3 separate regions of the Homo sapiens genome follow, and all the other regions are linked to region 3. A link is a contact called in ENCODE Hi-C or POLR2A ChIA-PET data. All regions are on one chromosome and are shown on one strand. Each heading gives the region's core, a stretch centred on a gene start or an enhancer-like site at or near the end of the contact. The rest is flanking DNA. Distances are from core to core; before and after follow the strand shown.

Region 1 (4,253 bases), core at 351-2,850, 1.5 Mb after region 3:
AGCTCACCCACGGTGGAGGCGGAGGCCTGGGACGCTGGACGGAGAAAGGCGGCCAGTGGAGGGAGGAGGGGTAGGTCGGCAACGCGGTGGCCTCGGACGTCCGAGCTGCCCGGACGAAGCGCTGGCCCCACTCCCGCCCTTGGTCGCCGCGGTGACCCCACCCGAGCCGTGACCTCCCCCAAGATCTCAGGGCCCGGGCCTCCCCGCTGCGCCGGCCCCAGGGTGCCACCCTCGGACGCCCAGATGCGCCCTGGACCCTGCGCCGGGATCCTGAACACCGCCGCGCCTTCATCCCGCGCCGAGCGCGCCCGGCCCTGCTCCGGCTGCAGCGGGCACGAGCCCCAGGCGGGCGGCGGGGACGCAGCGCCCGCAGTGCGACTGGCGCAGCCGCTGAGGCACGGGGCGCGCCGCCCGGACCCCGACCCCGCGGCGCTAGGAGAGGCGCGGGCGCCGGCTGGAGAGCCGCACCTCCCGCCCCGCCGAGGCTGCTGGCCACGGGCGCGCTCGCCCCAAGGGCCGGGCGGAGGACCTGTCCCGGATTCCAGAGGACGTGGGTGGGGAAGGGACAAGGATAGGGACAAGGGAGGGGACGCGAACTGGGCCGAGGTGTGGGTCAGTCCTGGTTCGGGAAGGGAGGCCGTTGGCAGGGCCATCAGGATCCTCTCTGGACATGGAAGGACGGGTCTGCCCTGGACCCAGGGATTGGGAAATGTGGGTTCTCTCAGAACCTGGGGAAGTGGGGAGAGGGTCTGTTCTGGAGTGCGGAGGGAGATCTATTCCGGGCCCAGGACAATGGGGGTGGGGGCAGGACGGGAATGAGGGGGCATTCCTGGTGCAGGGAGGGGAGACGGAGAAGTAGTAGGGGGTCTGCTCCGGGCCCGCGGGCTGGGGACCACGAAGTGTAGGAGGGCACCGTCCAGGACCGGGATGAGGAGGGAGAGGGGCCCGTTGTGGCCCTGGATAGAGGGGGAGGGAAAGTGCGCCCCGGCCCGAGAGGAGGAGCAGGAGGGTCAGTCCTGGACCCGGGCTTAGGAAGCCGGGAGGGAGGTTCGGATCCGCCTCAGAGACAGGGCGATGAAGATCTGTCCAAGTCTTGGAGTGGAGGGAAGGATGTCGGCGGTGGGGGAAGAGGCCGGCCACGGACAGGGAAAGGGAGTCCGTCTTGTAGGGCGGACGGGCGGTCCTGGGGAAGGGAGAGGCCGCGACGCGGGGGGCGTCCGGCCCGAGCGGGGCCGCTCACCTTGGGTTTGTAGAGCCACTTTCGGAACCTGTTCATCATCGCCGCGCCGGCCCTGGCCGGACTCCGGGCGGCCCTCGCCCTCCGCAGCGCTGCGCCCGGGCCCGGCTGAGGCGCGGGGCGGACGCGGAGGCACGGCCGGAGCCCCCGCGCTGTCGCAGGGAGGCTGGCTAGCGAAGCCCGGAGCGCCGAGCGGGCGGCGGGCAGGTGCGCGGGGCAGGTGCGCGGCCCTGAGTATGCTCTGCAAGCGGCGCGCCGGGCAGACCTCAGACCCGGGAGTGGGCGCTCGGGCGCACGGACAGACGCGGGCACGGGGGCGCGCGGCTCCTCGCTGCTCACTGACACCCAGCGCTCCGCTGGTCACGGCCGCCCCGCGCCGCACATGCGCCTAGGGCGCCGCGAGCCCCGGGCCCACCGCGCGCTGCGGGCGGGGCGGGCGGGGCGGAGGCGGCCCAATCCCTGCGCGGGCGCCGCACCCCGCCCGAGGCGCGCTCCCTGCCGGCGGGGCGACCCGCCGCGCCCGGGTATCCAAGAAACTACAAGTCCCGAAAGGCATGGCGGGGAGGTGGCGCCCAGGGCTTGGCGTCCCGGGCCGCGCCGCGGCGCTGTGTATTGTGGGAGTTGTAGTCCACCCGATGGCGGCGGAGCGTGCCGCCGGTTGCTAGGTGACGACGCCAAACAGCCGCGGCGTCCTGCCTACCGGGAGCTGACGGACGACGACTGCCAACACCTTAGCCCCAGCTGGCCCAGGAAACTGCTGCGGTGGCAGGTGGCGGCGGCAGGAGGGCTCGGCTGCCCCGAGCGCCCGCCAGGTACGGGGGCGGGACAGGTGCGGGGCGACGCGCCGCCGATTTTCATGACCTGCCGGCCGGTTCCCTCTCGCTCGCTGCTCATCTTGCTTCTCCCAAACACCTCTTCTGTCTTCTTCCCAGCTCCCCGATGAAAGTGAACGGTGCCTCTTTTTTTTTTTTTAAATCACCACTATCAGCGGTGCGTTCTAAAAAGATACTCTTCCGCCCTCGCTACTCCCCCCAGTGGTGCCCTAATTTGTACCTTAAAACGCTCACCTCAATCTGAGTACCTGCTATGTGTCAAGCAGAGAGCTAAAAACCCACACGTGGCCTCACTTAAACTTCCCATTGACAGCCAGAGAAGCAGGCACAACGAGGCCGGCGTGCCCTGGCTGTGGGGGTTGCATCCAGATCACGGCGGATCTGGGTCGGCCTGACCCCACAGCGCTGCACTTTTCCCTGCCGCACCACCACCACGTCTCTGGCTTGTTGTGAAACGTGCAGATGTAAGACACAGGAGATGGAAGTCATGCCCCCCTCGGTTCAGAATTGAGAAGTCTGACCTGTTCCTGCTTGTCCTCACTGGCCAGTGCCAGGTGCTCAGAAAGGTCCGTGGGCTCCATGACCACTTTATTCCAACAGACGCGATGTGAGCCTAGGCGCGCTGGCATCTAAGATTTCTCTTAGTTGGGGGTAGGGTCCATGTTTATTTTTGAGTAACTGATTGATTTTCCCTACTCTCCTCTTCCTACCACCCAGTCGACCCTCTGAAGGGCAAAACCCCTCTGGAGTTTCCCCTTATCTCCAATTCCTTCCCACTTGTTCTTTCTGGAAACTACTCCCATCAGATTTTCACCCAACCACTCCTCTGAAGCTCTTTATCAAAGTCATCCTTGACCTTGATGTTGCAAAATCCGATGATCGGGGTCAGCGCTCATCTCTTCCTTGAACTGTCACTACCACGTGACCCAGCCGACTGTGCCCTCTCCGTGACACAGCATCCTCACTTGGCTGAAACAGATCCCACTGTCCACTTCTCCTCCTCGCTCCTGGCCACTCCTGCTTGATCTCCTTGGCTGGATGCCTCCCCTGCTCACCGACCTCTCAACACTGGAGACCCTGGACTCAGTCCTTGGAACCTACTCTATCCACTCCCTCCCTGGGGGATTTCCTACAGTTACATGGTTTTATAAACAACCATTTTCTCCCAAACTTCTCAAAACCTATATCTCTAGCCTCAACCCTGAAACTCCAGACCTGTTTACCTGTTCTTCACCATTTGGACGCCTAACAGATCCTCTCAAATTTAACGTGTCCCAAACCACACTCTCAGTCTTCCCCCATAAAACCTGCTGCTCCCAAAGCCATCATTTCTTCAGCACAGGATCTTGGGGTAGACACTTGATGGGCTTGTCCACTGAGTGAATGGCTGTTCTCTGTGGGTCTATCCTTGGCCAACTCCAAGGCCTGGAGCAGTTGTATCTGCTCAGAGGCTCCCTTCCTGTGTTTTATAGTTTGAAATTGTGCATGGGATGAAGGCTGAACTTGGGGAAGTGGGGTATCAGTTAGGTTTAGCTGCATGTATTGAAAAATCCCAACATCACAGTGGCCTAAACAAGAATATTACTCATATTTTTATAAAAGAGGTCCATGGAGAGGCAATCGTGGTTGGTATGGCAGCCCTAAAGTCCTCAAGGATCAGCTTTTCTATCTGCCATTCACGTTTCTTCATGATCCAGGATGGCTGCCCACATTCCTGCCATCACCTCCTCGGCCCAGGAACCAGCTGCAAAAGAGAAGATGGATATGCCTCTCTCGTTCAGGGAGACTTTCCAGAAGTCTCACACCTTTCCACTTCTTGAAGGTGGTGGGAGAACTTAGCCACACAACCATGCCCCAGCTGCCAGGGAGGCTGGGAAATGCCATCTTTCAATTGGGCAGCAGTAGACCCAGCTAAAAATCAGAGTTTTCTTATTTGGGAGGAAAGGGGTAGTGGAGATTGAAAAGCAACTAGCAAAAGCTGCCACGTGGGGTTGTGCTTTAAGCACAAGCCATAGGGGCATGACTTGGTAGCAACCCTTAGGAGACTGGCTTTAATCGGGAGAAAAGACTATATTTTAATTAACATACATTTGAGATCTTAGGTAAATGAGTTATCTCCTAGTGGTTGAGAGTGTTGAGCTGTTTTGTGTCTGATGGAATTTAAACCTCCTCATATAATCTCA
Region 2 (4,342 bases), core at 705-3,204, 1.8 Mb after region 3:
GACAAGGACAAAGAGAAGAAAGTCAGGATTTGCGTCTTTTTTTGTTTGTTTTTGAGACGGAGTCTCGCTCTGTCGCCCAGGCTGGAGTGCAGTGGCACAATCTCGGCTCACTGCAAGCTCCGCCGCCCGGGTTCATGCCATTCTCCTGCCTCCGCCTCCCAAGTAGCTGGGACTACAGGCGCCCGCCACCACGCCCAGCTAATTTTTTGTATTTTTAGTAGAGATGGGTTTTCACCATGTTAGCCAGGATGGTCTCAATCTCCTGACCTCGTGATCCGCCGCCTTGGCCTCCCAAAGTGCTGGGATTACAGGCATGAGCCACCGCGTCCGGACCCTTGTGTCCATTTTTAATTTAATTTTTTCAGACAAGGTCTCACTTTGTCACCCAGGTTGGAGTGCAGTGGTGCGATCTTGGCTCACTGCAACCTCTGCCTCCCAGGCTCAAGTGATCCTCCCACCTAAGTCTCCCTAGTGGCTGGGAGCACGGGCACGTGCCACCATGCCCGGCTAATTTTTTGCACTTTTTGTAGACAGGGTTTCACCATGTTGCTCAGCCTTGTCTCGAACTCCTGGGCTCAGGCAATCTGCCCGCCTTGCCTCCGAAAGTACTGGGATTACAGGCGTGAGCCACTGCACCCAGCCTAGGATTTGTGTCCTTTATCAGACACGGGCTGCATTTGCCATTGCTCCCAGCATAGAGTTGAAGCGCCACTAGTGAAAGACACATGCATGGGTGAGGGCTGGAAGGGACTCTAGAACACAATATGAGTACACGACCTTGGACCCAAGACACACATGTGTGCGTACACACACACACCATACACACCCCTCAGAATGTGTCTCCCGCACACACACCTCAAAACACCCCTAAGAACCAACCGGAACATACACACTACACAATACACACAGAATACACACAGCATACACACACCCCCCTCGGAATGTGTTCCCACACACGAACCTCAAAATACCCCTAAGAGCCCACCTGAACATACACCACACACACACAGAACCCAAGAACTGCACCAACCCCCCTCCTCAGAACCCAGTGCCTCCTCACCATCCCCCAGGACCCAGTGCCCTCCCAACCCCCCAGGATCCAGCATTCGCTTATCCCCTTCAGAACCTTGCACCCTCACCCCGCAGGACCCAGAGCCCCCTCACCTCCACCAGCACCTGGTGACGCCTCAAACCCCCCAGGACCCAGCACACCTCAGCCCGTGGTGTCCCCTTATCCCACTCAGGACCTGGTCCCCCTCTCTCCCCTAGGACCCAGGGTCCCCTCACCCCCCAGAAGCTGTTGCCCTATCACCCCCAGGACCCGACGGCCCCTTACCCCCAGGACCTAGTGTCCCTCAACCCCAGGACCCGGCACCCCCTCAACCCCCAGGACCTGATGCTCCCCCAACCCCTCAGGAGCCGGGGCCCCCTCACCCCCAGGACCCGGCACCCCCTCAACTCCCAGGACCTGGTGCTCCCCCAACCCCTCAGGACCCGAGGCCAACTCAACCCCAGGACCCAGTACCCCCTCAACCCCTCAGGACCCGGGGCCCGCTCGCTCACCCACCCAGGACCCGGCGGCCGCCACACGCACTCTCGCTCCCGCAGCTCCTCTGGTACCCGCCCTCGTACCTGGCGCATCTGGGCCTCGGCGGCGCCGCCCTCCTGCCTTCGCAGCTGCTCCCGGAAGCGCGCAACCTGCTCCAGCAGCGCGTCCACTAGGGACGGCGCGGCGTCCCCCTCCAGCGCGGCCAGGCGGGCGCGGAGGCGAGCGATGAGGGCGTCGCGGGCAGCGAGCTGGTCCTGCAGGCGGCGCAGCCGCTGTCCGGCCTCGTGGTACAGGGTGCAGAGCGCGGCAGCTGCGCGCGGGGCCTCCTCCCAGCCGCCCGACCCCGGGTCCCGGGACATGGCTGTAGGCCCGCCCGGGAGGCCGCGCGGCCGCCGGCAACTTCCGCGCCCGGGCCCCGCCGGCTGCCGCCCTTCCCGGAACTTTCCCCGGTGCGCCCCGCCCACCCACAACAGCCCGGCCCCGCCCTCCCCCACGCAGCCCCGCCCCCCGCGCAGCCCCGCCCTTCCCCGCGCAGCCCCGCCCGACGGCAGCCCGCCCAGCCCCTTCTCGCCCGGCCCCACCCCTCCCACCGCCTACAGCCCGGCCCCGCCCCTGCCGTCCGCACCCGTCCGGGAGAGTTGGCCTGGCCCCCGAGGCTGTCCACACCCCAGCTGGTGCTGGGCTTATTCCAGTGGCCCCAAACATCCGCCTCTGAGGAGTTGTCGGAGAGTCGAACTCAGCCCAGGAGTTTGGGGATTCATCAGCCTCTGATGGAAAGGAAGGGCTTAACGACAACCCCCAAGCTCTGGAGCTAAGTGTGGGTCTGAATCTCCCCGCGAGGGTCCAGGCCTTGCGGCCACAGCAGCAACAGAAGCTCCAGGAGCTGAGCTCGCAGCGCACCAAGCACGTGGCATGTGTTCCGTCACCTGGGGACACTGAGCCCAGAAAGAGCTCCAACCCCCTGCCCCGCACGCCGCTTTCTTTTTTCTTTCCTTTTTTTTCTTCTTTTTGAGACGGAGTTTCGCTCTGTTGCCCAGGCTGGAGTGTAATGGCGCGATCTCGGCTCACTACAACCTCCGCCTCCCAGTTTCAAGCGATTCTCCTGCCTCAGCCTCCTGAGTAGCTGGGATTACAGGCGCCCGCCACCATGCCCTGCTAATTTTTTGGTATTATTAGTAGAGATGGTGTTTCACCATGTTGGCCAGGCTGGTCTTGAACTCCTGACCTCAGGTAGATCCACCGGCCTCAGCCTCCCAAAGTGCTGGGATTACAGGCGTCAGCCACTGCAGACGCTGCTTTGTAAGGTGGCTAGTATGGGCCCACGGGACAACCTTCCTGCTAGATGCTGTTCTTATATAGCAGAAGCAGCAGGAAACCAGCCCCTTCCCACCCTTTCGCTTTTCCATCCCTTTCCTTCCCCAAAATTCCCAGACAAACGCTAGTGTTTTTCCACAGCCCAGTCTTCCCCACAATGATGCCCAAGCACACATGGGGTCTTTCCAAGGTTCCCTACTCAGGATAGGGCAGGGGTCTTCCCTGTGTGTGCACTTGCCCACAGGCTCCGCCCCTGAGCAGCTTCTTGACTTTCTTCCCTTATGTGATCCACAGCCAAGCCTGAGCTGAGCCTGGGAAAACACAAGCTTGTAGAATCAGACAAGCCTATAAGCAAAGCCAGAGCCACCCAAGTGCTTATGGCCCGGACATTGGGCTACACAGGCCTGGCTTTGCTATGGAAGGCTCCTTCTTACTCATCAGAGCCTGGGCTTCCTCTCAGCAGAAGGAAGGGCAGAGCGAGTGCCCACCCTACCTGGTTGGGCTGTTGTGGGGACTAGAGGGTGGAGTGTGCATGGAATGCTTGTCCAGTGCAGTGGCTGCTGCACAGCAAGCCTACAGTCCCCATGGCTATGGTTACAAACAATGCCTATTGATTGTCTGGGGCATGAGTGGAAAAAACAAAACTGGACCCAGAGCTGTTAGAGGCTAATGTGTGGCCTGGGGCACGTCATTCCAGTGACCTACCTTGAGCCTCTGCCTCAACTGTAAAAGGTGCATGTGACAATCCACAGTCTCTCATCCAACAACAGCCTTGGGGTCAGGTGTGGTGTATTGTATTGTATTGTACTGTACTGTATCGTATTGATTTATTTTAGACGGAGTCTCAATCTGTCGCCCAGGCTGGAGTGCAGTGGTGTGATTTTTGGCTCATTGCAACCTCCGCCTCCCAGGTTCAAGTGATTCTCCCACCTCAGCCTCCCAATTAGCTGGGATTACAGGCGCCCGCCACCACGCCTGGCTAATTTTTTGTATTTTAGTAGAGACGGGGTTTCACCATATTGGTCAGGCTGGTCTCGAACTCCCGGCCTCAAGTGATCCGCCTGCCTCGGCCTCCCAAAGTGCTGGGATTGTAGGCGTGAGCCACCACGCCAGGCCGCCATGTGTATTTTAGAAATGAGGATCTTTGGATTTCAAATAGGTACATATAACTGGGGGAGCCAGCTTTCAAAGAGGATCCCCTCCTTCCAATATCCATGCTCCTGTGTAGTCCCCTCCAATCCACTGGAGAGGGCTGACCTGGGTAACTAAGAGGGTACTGCAGAAATGATGGAGTGTGACTTCTGCAGCTAGCTCCCACAAGACATCACGGCTACTGCCTTGCCCTCTTTCGGAGCATTCTCTCTGGGGGAAGCCACCCACCCTATCATCAAGTAACCCTGTGAAGAGGTCCATGTGGCAAGGAACTGAGGCTTCATGGCAGCAGCCGGCGCCCACTTGCCCACTGTGGTGAAGAAGCCA
Region 3 (4,251 bases), core at 282-2,781:
CTCCAGCCCTGAGAGGTACCAGGGAGCTGGTGAGGGTGAGGGCTTTTGTGTCGCTTCACTCCCTCTCCCTGTGCCAATACAGCAGAATAGAGTTACGCTTCCGCACCCAAGTCAACTGTGTTTAGCCCATAAACTTCACAGCCAGTGAAATATGACACACCTCCAGGCACCACTGGACAAAAAATGTAAGGAAAATCCACAAGAGAGAATGGGACCCACTGGCACTGGTGATCGATTCCGTGTGAACGGAGAGGACATCCAGGGAGCTAGAAATAGCATGCAGAGACAAAACTGACTCAAGACTGACTCAAGAGGACTTAAGCCGAGTGACCTGTCCACTCTGCAAGTTCTATATAGGTCACAACCACTGGCTCTGCTTCCTGTACTACACACGGAATCACACGAGTAGATGTTCACCGGGAAGAGAAACACTGAGGTGTTGAAAGACGAAGGGGGATCACGAGACACAGCCCAGTCTACCCTCGGCCAACCCCCCCACCCCCCAGGCTACAACCGCAACTACCTGCAACACGTGTGCACCCACCAACTCTCAAGTTCCCTGGACTGTAGAAGAACCAGCCCTAACCTCCAAAGTCCAGTCCTGTCCCTGCCTGCTCAATAACCCCAGATGTCCGGCAAAAGGCCAAGGCTTAAACCCACCTCCTGCACCGCTCACCTCCTGACTCCAGCTGTCGGCCTTCTAGGCACCGTCCCTCAGTCTCCGCTGTGGGTCCCCACCCAAGCTCCCTGCCTGCCACCATCCCCCACCTCACCGTAACATCTTCCCCCACCCACCCTGAGGGGGTTCCCCAAGCCCCAGGCCTTGCTCCGACTTGACCCTACTCTTATGACAAGAAAGTACCCCGACCCGGTCCCAGCCTCGCCCTCCGCAATCACCGCCAGCAGGCACTCACCTACGCCCGCGCTATGACCTTCGCCTGGCCCTGACCCACGCCCTCGGCAGAGACCCTCCCCTGGCCGACCCTGACCCACGATCCCGCTGGGACCCTCCCCAGCCCTAACCCACGCCCTTCCACTCCGGGCTGACGCTGCCCCCAGCGTCCCGGAGACAACACTCCGCGGCCGCACCCGCGCTGCCGACCCGGGGCCTCACCTTCGGCCAGGACCCGCCGCACCCGCAGCCGCAGCTCGCCCAGTTCCACCGTCTGCCCCACGAAGTCACTCTGGTCGCGGCCGGAAGCACCGCCCAGGGAGCCTGGACCCGCCAAGAAGTCGAGCGCCGACTGCAGCAGCGACATGGCGGTGGCTGCGCCGCACCCCGCGGCAGCCGGAGTGGTCGGGCTCGGGCTCCCGCTCCCTCGCCGTCCGGGTCAGCTCAGCAACCGCCGGCCCGGAGGTGCACCATCTTCCGCCTCGACGCCGTGACGTAGGCGCCCGTGAGGACGCGTCGCGTCAGGCGGCGACCCGGCCTAGCCCCGTCCCCTCCGCCGCGGCCTCACTTCCTGGCTGCGCGCGCAGGCGCGGAGGTCTGACGGAGACAGCGCGTGCGCGGCGTCGCCGGGCTTGCGATGAACTTCCGGCTGTCAAGCTCCCGGCCGGGCTGACTCAAGCGGAGGCGCGCGGAACAGTCGCCGAGGCGATTCCCGCCCAGGTAGTTCAGCGCCCCAGTCCAGCTCCCGGTACCGTTCCCCACATGGTCTGTTTTGTGGGAGGCTCCTTCTCAGGTGTCTCCGGTTTAAGCGCTTCGCCATCCTCTGGGTGGAGTCAGCCTCCCGTTTGCTGTTAGCGCCGCGTTTGCGAATGGGTTCGCGAATTTTTCTCTCAGTTGGCTAAGGAGCAAGGAGTTAGCGTGCGTTAAGCTTTCAGTAAATACTTGGTTTTCGTCTCATGGAGGTCGGAGTTTCCTGTGACGCTTAGTGAGTAAGGTTGGCAGCCCCCTCCCAGCAGCCAGGCAGGCAGTTTGCAGGGGAAACGCTGCTGCATTGCTCTGTCTTCCGAGGAGAGGGCCAGGGTCTGGCCTGGGGCAGTGACCAGTAGTGGGAGCCGTGGGCTAGAAAAACCTTCGTCCTGGGCAACCACAACACTGCAGAGACTGCCCTGTGACCCTCAAGGTTCGTTCTCACCCTGACATTTTCCAAGGCAAAAGCAAATCCTCATGAACCACTTGGAAGGGTTCGTAATGCCCAACTATTTGGAGATGAAATGGTGACTTTCCTTATAGGATAATAAGGAAATGGCTCACAGACAATGCATTTTTAGTTTTTGGCCCACACAGTATTTGGGGGTTGGGAGTGGGTAGCAGGAGGTGAATTAGTTGCTATCATTTAAAGACTGATGCCAGGCGCGGTGGCTTACACCTGTAATCCCAGTGCTTTGGGAGGCCGAGGCAGGCGGATCACCTGAGGTCAGGAGTTCCAGACCAGCCTGGTCAACATGGTGAAACCCCGTCTCTACTAAAAATACAAAAATTAGCCGAGCGTGGTGGCGGGTGCCTGTAATCCCAGCTACTCGGGAGGCTGAGGCAGGAGAATCGCTTGAACCCGGGAGGCGGGCGCCACTGTACCCTAGCCTGAGACTCCGCCTCAAAAAATAAATAATAATAATAATAATAATTGAAAGGCCTAAATGTTAAAAACCTAGTTTTCCAGCTTCTGTGGAAAAATCAAACCTGTCAATATTGGACCCAAAATGATGTGTGTTACCAATTACCTAGAGTGGTCCCTTGAGGTAAGACACAGTCATTTGCCTGACCAGATGGGCTCATGTATGTTACCTGCCTGGTTCCTATAGTCATTTAAGGTTGCAACCCCTTCAACAGAGTTATTTGTTCTCCAACTCAAAAATGGATTCTAAAGCTCACATCAGCCTCTTAGCCGTCCCAGAAGCTAACATCTGTTATCTTTATCATTAAAAGATAATAGCCTCAGCTCGTTGGAACACTTATCTATGTTATGGAATGAAGTATTGCATGAAGCCAAATGACATCTTTAAAAATATATATAACAAAAATAACAGTAGCAATAGCTTAGTTTAGGCACTGATTTATTGCTTACAACACCCTTTTCTGTAATAGTTCATTGTAGTGAAAACATCTTTGTGAAGAAAGCACAGTATAATTAACCCCCTTTATTTTGGGATGAGAAAATATGCTCAACAATGCCATTATTCGGCCAGGGCCAACAAGTGATACAACTGCAATTCAACGCAAGTCATGGCTTTTCCAGCCAGTGCGTTTGTCTGGTCGACTGTGGAATAGAAGGATAGAGAGCTCAGGAAAGAATCCCTGCTAGAGACAGATATCTGGGCATCCTCAGCATAGAGGTGGCAGTTGGCTCTAGGAGCTGAAGAGAGGACCAACAGAGATGGTGTACTAGACATAAAGAGGTTAGAATCTTCAGAGAATAGACAGTTTGTGGAGAAAGAGCAGTCAGTGAAGGAGGAAGAAAACCAAGAGAGTGTCGTAACAGAGCCAAGGAACGAGGATGTTCGGGGCAGAGAGTGCAGCTAAGAGTGTCGAATGCCACTTAAAAGTCAAGTAGAAAAAGAAATGGAAGATATGTGTTGGATTTATTCACAAGGGATCATTGGTGACCTCACCAAGAATAGCTTCATTGGAGTAATGAGGTGGAAGCTACATATTACCGTAGAGGGATGAAGAGATGATGAGGTAGAGATGGCAAGTGGAGATAACTCAAAATGTTTGTCTGTGGAAGAGAATATGAACAACTTCAGGCCAACAAATTCGGCACCCTTAGCTCCAGGGAGCTACAAGGGTGATGTAGTATTGAGATGTTTTAAGATGAGAGATTCTTGAGCAGCCTAAAGCGGATGGAAGGGAGAGAAGGTTTGCTGGTACAGAAAAAAGAGGAATAATAAGATAATTCTATCTTAATGAGATATCTTCTATCTCTTAGAACATAGGAGGGGAATGACATCAAGAGCATAGGTAGAGATATTTGCTTTGGACATAGGAAAAACACTCAGGAAGAAAAATGGGCTGCAGTTGTAGGTGACCTTATGTATTTATTGGAATGAAGGTGAAGGAATTCTCTAATGACTTCTGTTTTCATTGTGAATGAGGAAAGAAAAACATCAACTGAAAGTGAGAGGGGAAGTAGGAAACCCAAGATTTAAGCAGTGTCAAAAAGATCTAAAATAGCTATTATGAGAAACCTAGCAAATAACTCACTGGAAAGCATGAGAGCGTTTAAGCACTCATCTGGAGGCCATGAACTTATACTGGCATGACCTGGGATCAGCTGGACATTTCTAAACCTTGTAATCACTTTG

The links. Hi-C counts contacts between places; a loop is a spot of excess contacts on that map. ChIA-PET counts read pairs that join two places held with the same protein, here RNA polymerase II (POLR2A). Pooled maps may share reads with other maps.
Region 1: a map of naive thymus-derived CD4-positive, alpha-beta T cell shows a loop between it and region 3 (7-fold over the local background). The contact joins the promoter of ZFYVE28 here to the promoter of TMEM175 in region 3. A Hi-C loop is called at or near these places in 1 of 168 maps with a recorded cell type or tissue (naive thymus-derived CD4-positive, alpha-beta T cell), 1 of 37 single-sample maps with no recorded cell type and 8 of 50 pooled maps.
Region 2: a pooled map shows a loop between it and region 3 (5-fold over the local background). The contact joins the promoter of TNIP2 here to the promoter of TMEM175 in region 3. A Hi-C loop is called at or near these places in 4 of 50 pooled maps. POLR2A ChIA-PET finds 5 or more read pairs at or near these places in 2 of 52 experiments (GM12878 and naive thymus-derived CD4-positive, alpha-beta T cell).

Annotation. Positions count from the first base shown.
Region 1 is chr4:2,417,045-2,421,297 of GRCh38, forward strand. ZFYVE28 (zinc finger FYVE-type containing 28) reads right to left here and starts at 1,601. Exons shown (of 13, transcript NM_020972.3): 1 at 1,241-1,601. The coding sequence starts at 1,279. It overlaps CFAP99 (cilia and flagella associated protein 99), which reads left to right and starts at 1,911. Exons shown (of 16, transcript NM_001193282.4): 1 at 1,911-2,049. RefSeq lists an enhancer at 1-320 and silencers at 1,326-1,485, 1,606-1,835, 2,076-2,125.
Region 2 is chr4:2,754,382-2,758,723 of GRCh38, forward strand. It overlaps TNIP2 (TNFAIP3 interacting protein 2), which reads right to left and starts at 1,955. Exons shown (of 6, transcript NM_024309.4): 1 at 1,633-1,955. The coding sequence starts at 1,908. RefSeq lists silencers at 1,498-1,557, 1,578-2,097, 2,278-2,417.
Region 3 is chr4:930,929-935,179 of GRCh38, forward strand. TMEM175 (transmembrane protein 175) reads left to right here and starts at 1,532. Exons shown (of 11, transcript NM_032326.4): 1 at 1,532-1,612. It overlaps GAK (cyclin G associated kinase), which reads right to left and starts at 1,388. Exons shown (of 28, transcript NM_005255.4): 1 at 1,115-1,388. The coding sequence starts at 1,259. RefSeq lists a silencer at 1,174-1,493 and an enhancer at 1,654-1,973.